Linked DNA regions of Homo sapiens: all the other regions are linked to region 2. The links are chromatin contacts, found by Hi-C in ENCODE. All regions are on one chromosome and are shown on one strand. The core of a region is the stretch at or near the end of the contact, and the rest is flanking DNA. Distances in the headings are between cores, read along the strand shown.

What was found. Hi-C counts contacts between places; a loop is a spot of excess contacts on that map. Pooled maps may share reads with other maps.
Region 1: a loop to region 2 is called in a map of CD14-positive monocyte, with 11 times the contacts of the local background. The contact joins the promoter of CCDC13 here to the promoter of ENTPD3-AS1 in region 2. A Hi-C loop is called at or near these places in 1 of 168 maps with a recorded cell type or tissue (CD14-positive monocyte), 1 of 37 single-sample maps with no recorded cell type and 8 of 50 pooled maps.
Region 3: a pooled map shows a loop between it and region 2 (5-fold over the local background). The contact joins the enhancer-like site here to the promoter of ENTPD3-AS1 in region 2. A Hi-C loop is called at or near these places in 2 of 50 pooled maps.

Annotation. Positions count from the first base shown.
Region 1 is chr3:42,771,711-42,774,727 of GRCh38, reverse strand. CCDC13 (coiled-coil domain containing 13) reads left to right here and starts at 1,475. Exons shown (of 16, transcript NM_144719.4): 1 at 1,475-1,552. It overlaps CCDC13-AS2 (CCDC13 antisense RNA 2), which reads right to left. Exons shown (of 2, transcript NR_122070.1): 2 at 1,093-1,523. RefSeq lists an enhancer at 1,295-1,464 and a silencer at 1,595-1,754.
Region 2 is chr3:40,452,058-40,455,258 of GRCh38, reverse strand. ENTPD3-AS1 (ENTPD3, EIF1B and MYRIP antisense RNA 1) reads left to right here and starts at 1,951. Exons shown (of 4, transcript NR_040100.1): 1 at 1,951-2,137. RefSeq lists enhancers at 2,058-2,127, 2,148-2,217.
Region 3 is chr3:42,554,568-42,557,956 of GRCh38, reverse strand. SEC22C (SEC22 homolog C, vesicle trafficking protein) reads left to right here. Exons shown (of 7, transcript NM_032970.4): 5 at 261-379; 6 at 1,962-2,027. Among named protein-coding and RNA genes, the nearest start is that of VIPR1-AS1, 24 kb to the right of the region's middle. Within about 2 kb of position 1,781, at least 3 of the 41 ENCODE cell types and tissues checked have a DNase peak (open chromatin) inside an H3K27ac peak, as active enhancers do.

The DNA of each region.
Region 1 (3,017 bases), core at 226-2,725, 2.3 Mb before region 2:
TGAAATTCTCTTGCATCCTTAATTTTCTCACAGCATGTTCTTATTTTAATGAAAACCTGGCTTTCTGCTAGGATCCATGCTTTCCAGAAGCCCTCTAAGTAGACCTGGCTATTCCTTTTCCTATGCCACATAGTCCCATCGTGGTCATGAGGCAAACGAATGATACTCCCCACTACACACACCATTTAAAAAAAACCCTAATCCTTTGAGGCTCACATCTACCTGAATCCTACTCTTTATCCTGTCTCTCTTTGCTGCCACCTGTATATTATACGTCTCCCACCCTCAGCTCACCAGGCAGCAATTGGAGACCAACGGGAAAGATCCATTTTTCCTTTATCAGGAAACTTCGGGTTTATACCTGCAGTGCTGATGGCAGTCTAGTGCCGTATCTTATGTATGCATGTCTATGGGATGGGTATTCATTCACCTTATGAGGAAAAAAAATAGAAAAACAACTGCCAAGGTTTTCAAATTATGAAGTCCTGGATAAATATTTGGGCAGGAGCTGTGGCTCACGCCTGTAATCCCGGCACTTTAGGAGGCCAAGGTGGGCGGATCACCTGAGGTCAGGAGTTCAAGACCAGCCTGGTCAACATGGTGAAACCCCGTCTCCACTAAAAATAAAAAAATTAGCCAGGTGTGGTGGCGGGTGCCTGTAATCCCAGCTACTCAGGAGGCTGAGGCAGGAGAATCGCTTGAACCTGGGAAATGGAGGTTGCAATGAGCTGAGATCGCACCACTGCACTCCAGCCTGGGCGACACAGCGAGACTCTATCATAGATAGATAGATAGATTAGATAGATAGATAGATAGAAAGAAATCTCCCTTGAATCATCTTTCCTAGAAATTTGCCTCCCACCCCCATATTGCCCTGAAATATAGTAGTGTCTTACATTGGAAGGTGCCATTTAAAAAAAAAAAAACAAGTATTTTCCTTTATGAAAATAAACGATGTTCATTATTTTAAAAATTCTCTAAAGTGTAAAAATAAAAACACAGCACTGCTATTCCACCACCCAAATATAACCACTTTTAATATTTCTATTTCGGTCTTGTTTTAGTGCCTAGTTTGAAATAAACACAACTTTATTTATTTAGCATTGCTATATTGCGTCCTGCTTCCTTCACTCACCATCATAACATGGCCTTTCCCCACACTGTTTTACATTTTTCAAATATATCTGAATGGCTACTTTAAATTTCATGGTGAGATCGTTCGCTTTTTAACTCCCCAACAGGAGAGCGGAATGGGCATCTCTGTGCAGAACGTTTGGTCCACAAAACTTTTTTAAAAATATACTCCAGAAGATTTAAAATCTCCAGCGCACTCGAGATCGTGCTCGCTTGGATCCAGCCCAGCGCGCCATCAGCGCCTCTGTCACTTTCAGAACTCTTGGCGCCCCCTCGGCCCCCGTAGAGTAGCGTTGAAAACGCGCAAGTGACGTCGCTTGTTTCCCTGGTGACGGTTGCCAGGGCAGCGCGTGTCGGCGTCCGGAGGAGGTGACCTAGCCGCCGCGGTCCTAGAAGGGAGAAGTGGAGAGAGACCGCTGTAAGTGCCGGGGAGAGCGGAAGGGCCCGGGCCGGAGCTGGGAAAGCCCGCAGCTGCCGGGGGCGCGGAACCGAGCCCGAGCGCAACCCCAGCCCGAGCGCGCTGCCACTGGCCGGGCGCTCACCGCGTGCTGGGCGCCCAGCGAGGACTCTTCCCCTTCGTCCTTTGAATCTTCACACACAGCCCTCTTCTAACCCAGGCAGACGCTTATTTTCCATGCAGTACATGGGTTAATGAGGCGCAGAGGGTGGGTCGCCTGCCCCAAAGTCATAGCGTAGATGGCACAGTCAGAACTCGAACTCAGGTCCGCCTGACAAGCGCTGTTTGCTGGGCCTCTGCCACTGGGCCCTCTCGCACCGCACTGAAAGATGCGACCCGACGGCGTGCACTTCCGCATCTCCCAGTTCCCCTTCCAGGCCCAGCCCCCACAGGACTGGGGACTCGCAAGAGGGAGTTCCCCTCCAAGCCCGGAGTCCAGCCCTGAGAACCAGAGCATCACCCCGCTCCCATCCCAAACCCATCCCTACGAAGATGCTAGCAGTGCACAGAGCGCCAAACTAGGCATCCGTGGGCGGCCTCCCCACACCTCCAGGCCCCTAGACTGTTGTTGAGAATACTCGAAAAGAACACAGTAAAAGAAAAGAAGAAAGAGAAGGAGAGGGGAAGAGAAAAACAATGAAAAAAGTGGCAGGCCGATGGGGCAAGGGGTCTCAATCCTTCCTCACTGGTCCCTGTCACCTATGGTCCCATATCCTGTGGGATCTTGCTTCCTCATAGGACTCCAGAGTGCATGCCACTCTTCCTACTCCCTGGCTCTAAGTCCTACCTGAGCCAAGAGTTCTTTCCATGCAGCTCTAGCCTTTACTTTATTTTTTTTATTATTACTTTTTTTTTTTTTTTTTTTTTTTGACGGAGTCTCGCTCTATCGCCCAGGCTGGAGTGCAGTAGCGCGATCTTGGCTCATTGCAACCTCTGCCTCCCAGGTTCAAGCGATTCTCCTGCCTTGGGCTCGAGTAGCTGGGATTACAGGCGCCCGCCACCATGCCTGGCTAATTTTGGTATTTTTAGTAGAGATGGGGTTTCACCATGTTGGCCAGGCTGGTCTCAAACTCCTGACCTCAGGTGATCCACCCACCTCAGCCTCCCAAAGTTTTGGGATTACACGCATGAGCCACCACGCCCGGCTTAGCCTTTACTTTTAAAAGAAAATAGACTTAAAGCAGATTTTTAGAAGCATTAAACAAAAAACAGTTCCTTTATGTATTCCGTATTCCCATTTCCTCTGTTGTTAACATCTTACACATTGCATTGGTGTGGTACATTTGTTATCATTGATACAACTATACTGGTATGTTATTACTAACTAAAGTCCATAGTTTACATTAGAGTTCATCTGTTGTTGTTGTTGCTGCTGCTGTATTGAGACAGGGTCTCACTTTGTCACCCAGGCTGGAGTGCGGTGGCA
Region 2 (3,201 bases), core at 702-3,201:
GCCAGCATATCTTCCCTGAGACTGCTCTAGCAGCCTCCTAAATTCTGTCTTTAATCTGTTCTCTGCTCAGCAGTTAGAGGGATCTTTTAAGTAAGTAAATCAGATCACATTATTTCCTGTTTTTAACAGTTCGATTGCTTTTCATAATATTTGGAATAAAATCTCAACTTCTTACTCTGGCCTTGTATCATATGCTTTAATACCCAGATACACCTTATGCCATCCCTCCTTCATTGTGTTGAAGCCACACTGGTCTTGAATGGGCCAAGCTCTCTCCTCCTCCATGACCTTTATACATGGTGTCTCTCTTGCCAGGAATGGTCTACCCATTGTTAATACTCATCGTGTAGCAGTGCCAACTTATCTCTTGTATTTTTTCCTAGATATTTTTCTGAGAGTTAACCAGGCTACCACATAAAAAAAGGTTAAGTCCCCACCCTTCTTTTTCTAGCTCACCTTGTTTCCCTCAGAGTTATCACAATTGCAATTGTTTGACTTGTTTTGCTGCCCACGTAGGTGTTGTTTCGTTCCAGTTAGAATAAGTTCCATGAGGGCAGGACCTTTGCTGTCTTTTCTGTTTTATTTTCTCACCTTAGTCTGGTAAGGGGCTCAATAAATAGGTAGTGAATGAATCAGTCTTTAGGTCTTGTTGTCTTGCTTTATAATTTACAAAGCAAAAGATATGAATGAAGAAGAATGTTCATTTTAGCATTTTTTTTGCTACTATCTCCAAACTGGAAATTACCCAAAGGCCCATAAACAAGAGACTGGATAAATTGTGATAACAATCTATAGCAACGGAGTCTACAGCAACTACATGGAACAATGCGGATGAATTTCATAAATAACACTAACAAATAAGCTGACACAATATATCCTGTATGCTTTTATTTATATCAAATTCAAAACAGGCAAAACTAATCTACAGTTCTTATAAGTAATGATCATATTTACCTTTGGTGCAGGCAGCAGTGGCTAAAGGGGAAAAGGGGAGCTTCTGAGCTGCTGGCCATGTTGTTTCTTCATCTGGTGTTAACTACGGGAGTGTGTTATTATTTTTGTTTTAAATTTTTTTAGAGACGGGTCTTGCTATGTTGCCCAGGCTGATCTGGTACTCCTGGCCTCAAGCCATTCTCCTGCCTAAGCCTCCCGAGTAGCTGGGATTAGGGGCACGGGCCACCCCGCCTGGCTGAAGTGTTTGCTTGTGAAAATTCAGAGCCCTATCCATATGGTTTATGCGTTTTCTCACCAAATGTATGTTAACCTAAAAAGTTTTTTTTTAATGCAGTTTCCTGGCTGTACAACCAGAGAACTTTATTTGCAGGTCTGGTGAGGGGCAAGAATCTGCATATAAAAACAAGCTCTCAAACACACTTTGAACTTCCCCGAACACAATTTGAGAAACACTTTGGGACTCCCCCTACAGTTACAGAATTATTTTCTAAAGTACATTATCTTGTTATATCACTCCTGTTTAAAGTTGATTTTTATCCCCTATCTTACAGGATATAGTCCAAACTCCCTAGTCTGGCATTCAAGGCACTCCAAAATCTTACTCCCAAACACCTTCCTAGCTTTTTTCTCCGACCATTCTGCGTCTCTCATTCCTATTTCCCGCAGCATTTCATGCAGCTTGAGCCCCCTGTTTCCTAAAATGTGCTCCCCACAAGCATCTCGAGATCCCCATCCCAGGCAGCCCCAGGCAGTTTTTAAGTTTCTACCAAGCTCCACTATACTGGCAAGGCAACTTTCCCCAAGCAAGTCTTGTTTCCTTCGGAAGGTCGCAGGCGCCCAGGAATGAACAGGATAACTGCTAGTGGCTCCAGATGTCAGAAAACAGATGACCAGATCGAGCACGCGCAGATCTCTGGTTGGTCGGCTGTGTGCCTCCGGAAGGCCCGCCCTGCTCGTCCAATCACGGAGAGGGAGGGCACGTTGAGAGTGATGCCAGGAATCAAGATGGCCGCCTGGGACCGCTCTCAGCCCCTTCGGCCTCTACCTGAAGAGCCACGCCCCGTCTGCTACACCCAACTGATTGGTTCCTCAATCACAGAGAGGAAAGGCAACATGAGGATGACGTCAGTTACAAATATGGCGTTTTGGACGGGCTCGATAGTTTGCTTGGCCTCTACTCAAGGTGCGTCCGGACGTCCAATCACCAAGGGGCGCAGTCGGCTCTTAAATGTGGAGGCAGGGGCCTAGACACTCAGGCTTAGGGGATGTCAGCTGGTACTGTGTACGAGCTGTCCTGTAAACCGTCGCCCGTCCCCTGAAGCCGCGCCCCTCTTCTCTTGCTTGTTGCAAGGGACGGATGTGAAGGGCTGGGCGGGCGTCGAGCTTTGGGTTCTTGCAGTGGGTCATAGACCTGAGGGCACTAGTCCCGCGGCCCAGATGGGGGATGCGAGGGACAGTAGGAGCACGTCCACTTGTCCCACAGTCTCTGCGGTGTCACGAGGCCAGGACTGCCTGCCTGTAACCAGATTGGCCCCTGTATTTGTCAGCTTCAGCTGACTAGATATGTCTCAGTTTTGTTTGTTCAGACACTGGCGATGGGGGCGTCAGTTTAGCAGACAAAATATTTACCTGTAGCCCCAAAGAAAAAGAAACATAAGTCAGTACAAGAATCAAACCAAAAGCTGTGCAGAACCCTGACTTTCTTTCTTGTTCTTAATAACTAACCTTCCAGAGAAGTGACCTAACCCTAGTTATGACCAAATTGACATGGTAGCCATGTGCATAACTACCTGGCAACGTGGACAGGTGCATTTGTATTTAGGAGTGAAAAAATGTTTGTTGTATCAGTTTTTGAAATTTGCAATCTTAGGAACCCTGAAGCTGAGCAAGACTGTTCAAGCCCAGTCAGCCTAAGACCACCAGGGACAAACCTGTAGTCAGCAAAACCAGGTCTATCGATCTTTTTTAATGAGGGAGATTGCACACCAGAGACACCATGGGACATTTTACCAGGGGAAGGAAAATATAAAGTTACAGGATTTTGAGGAAGTGTAAAGTTTAGATGGAACTTAAATGAAGCAGGGTTTTAATAGCCTCAAAACAAAGCAGGACTGTGAAAAAGGGTCAACATCAGGCCTAGACTGCAGAGTGGACCCATTGTCCTGTTTTTTTGAAAACCTTTTCTGAAGCTTTGCAACTGGCTGCTTGTAAATTGAAGCTGTATCTCTGTGTTAAAGTGACTTAGGT
Region 3 (3,389 bases), core at 532-3,031, 2.1 Mb before region 2:
AGCACTTGAAAAACCTGTGCTTGCCTGGAAAAGAGCCTTTTTCTGGAAGAAACTTTACTCAAATACCCACATCCATTCTGTCCATCATTTCTTGGCTTTTTTCCCTCTAACTTCTGCTGCTTTTACAATTAATATGTTTGTAATTCTATGTTTAACATAGTGAACCTATCATTAGTGTAGGTCTAGTTAATGTCTTCGTTTATTTTTCTTTCATGTAGAAATTACTTACACTAGACACTTGTTTTTTTTCCATTGTGAAGCTCCTAATTTCCGAATGGAACCAGTGACAGCCCTGGGTATCCTCTCCCTCATTCTCAACATCATGTGTGCTGCCCTGAATCTCATTCGAGGAGTTCACCTTGCAGAACATTCTTTACAGGTAACCTTTTTTTTTTTTTTAAAACAGTTTAAATTGAAGGACATATGATAGAAGAAAGTGATAGGGATACATTTTATCTATAAAACTGAGGTTTTATAATTTTTCAAAACTAATATGAATTTTATTATAAATTTTATTCTTTGTAGTAAGTGAATGAATATGAAGGTTGCTCTTTTATGTCTATTGTCCTAAGAAGCAGGAGGGGCCTGCCAAGATATTGGTAAGAAATGGAGAATTTGCTACAAGGACATTAGACCACCCTGTGGCTCTTGGGACCCCAGGAGTCACTCCAGGGACTGGATTATTTACCCAGGACAAAAGGTTCATTCTCTGATTTTAAGGTTCAGGTTCTTTTTCTCCTGAGAAAAGGTTGTCCCATAATCTGATTTGTATAATGCAGATGCCACCTTCCTTGTGTCTTTGTCGAAGAATTATATGTCACTAGGAAGTTCCTTCACTGGTCTGCTCATTTCAAAGGAACTTACTATTTCAGTGCTTTTTAAAAACAGTTTTAAAATTTTGAAGTATTTTGAGAAGTATTTCAAGAAGGTATCGGCCGGGTGTGGTGACTCACTCCTGTAATTCCAGCACTTCTGGGAGGTTGAGGTGGGTGGATCACATGAGGTCAGGAGTTTGAGACCAGCCTGATCAACATGGTGAAAACCCATCTCTACTAAAAATACAAAATTAGCTGGGCGTGGTGGCGCATGCCTGTAATCCCAGCTACTCAGGAGGCTGAGGTGGGAGAGTCGCTTGAAACTGGGAGGCAGGGGTTGCAGTGAGCCAAAATTGCGCCACTGCACTCTAGCCTGGGCGACAAAAGCAAAACTCCGTCTCAAAAAAAGAAAACAAAAACAAAAAAGAGGAGGTATAAAACCATTATTAGCATCAACAAATAGATATTACTTTTAAAGATAGTGCCACCATACTCACACCCATGCATATAGTGGGTAAAGTCTGAAGCATGACTGTTGTTGAACCTCAGGAGACTGATGTAGACTGACCTGTTTGGAGAATGGCAGCAGGCCTGTGTTATGAGTGGTAACTGCCTGTTACCACATCCTGTCTTTGATCAATGTGTGTTGTGGTTTCTACTCTTATTGTTTATGATTGCTCTTAGCCAGATACTTACCAACTGTCTGTTTGTTTGTATACATTAGAATTAGTACCTGGCCAGCAAGATGGTTAAGACATAGTCCCTGCCTTGGGGGCTCTCATGGCCCAAAACAGTGTATGGTGGCAATCCTAAAGAGGCGGCAGTGCCTGGAGATGGGAGGAATTAGAGAAAGCTAGGTCTTAACAGATGCTTAGGTTTCTGAGAGGTGGAGGGATTGGCGGCCCATTCCAGGTTGCAGACTTAGCACAGTCACATGGGGACAGGAGGCACATGCTGTGACCAAGCTGTTGAAAACGATTGTATGCTAACCCTGATCTGGTGCATAAACAGGAACTTGTGTCTCACCCAGCCAGGGATTTTGTACTGTCAACCATACCAGACAGAAGGCAGAGTAAAGTGCTTTATGTCACAGTGTTTCCTTTCATCTAAATATCCCTTTCCTTGTGTTCCTTGTATTTGTTTTAGGTTGCCCATGAGGAAATTGGAAACATTCTGGCTTTTCTTGTTCCTTTCGTAGCCTGCATTTTCCAGGTGGGTGAAACGATATTTTGGTCAGTGGATTAAATCCATGACCTTACTTTGTTCTTCTGTTCATCTATCAGCAAGTTTCTAGATGTGATTTTTGTTCCACCAAGGTCATGGTTCACATCATGGACAATACCAAGCCCTTAGTGGAGGACCTTAGGCCCATCCTGGCCAGTCCTCTCATTTTACAGAGGAAGAACTTTGTGCTCATAAAGGGAAAGCCCCTTGTTCAAGGCCAAGGGGCTATTGACAGCAGCAGAACAGAAACCAGCAGTTTGGATTTGACTTCCCAGAAGGGAGGGATGAGATTACATAGGGATTGGATTAGGCCTGACTAGTGAGTGGCAAGATATTGCCTTGTGCTTATTATTAGGACAGTCCAAGCACAGAAATGTCCTTCTATAAAAGTAGCATCTGTGTACATGTAGTTTTTAAAATATAGGTCTAGGCAGGCATTGTGGCTCACACCTGTAATCCCAGTACTTTTCAAGGCCAAGGTGGGAGGATCACTTTAGGCCTGGAGTTTGAGACCAACCAGGGCAACATAGCAAGACCCCATCTCTGAACTTTTTTTTTCTTTTTTTTTTTTGAGACGGAGTCTTGCACTGTTGCCCAGGCTGGAGTGCAGTGGCACAATCTTGGCTCACTGCAAGCTCTGCCTCCCGGGTTCACGCCATTCTCCTGCCTCAGCCTCCTAAGTAGCTGGGACTGTAGGTGCCCACCACCACACCTGGCTAATTTTTTTTGTACTTTTAGTAGAGACGGGGTTTCACCATGTTAGCCAGGATGGTCTCGATCTCCTGACCTTGTGATCCACCCGCCTCGGCCGCCCAAAGTGCTGGGATTACAGGCATGAGCCACCACGCCCGACCTCTGCAAAAAATTTTTTAAAAAATATATACATATATAAGACTAGGTCAAAGAACTGCTGATTTTTTTGTTGTTGTTGTTGTTGTTGTTTTAAATAGTAATACCTTCTGACTCAGACCTGTTCTTTAGGAACTGAAGCAAACATTAGAACATTAACTAGAGGGTTTTGATTAGTTATTTTCATATAAGCTGTGTACTAAGGGGTGGCATAAAGAGGCGATTTTGAGTCCCTCATAGGCAGAGTTAATTCTAGTGAAAGCGTGGCTCTAATTCTCCTTCCTTGTCCTCCGTATGGACTAGGATTTTAGCACTGTCTCTGAATACATATTTTTTCTCCCTTTTTTTAAAATTAAAATTTCTGTTCTTAGGACGCTTTCCTTCTCTTCCACATACATCCTAGAATGGTTTATTCTTAAGAATTACCCAGGCCAGGTGTGGTGACTCATGCCTGTAATCCTAGCACTTTGGGAGGCCAAGATGTGTGGATCACTTGAGGCC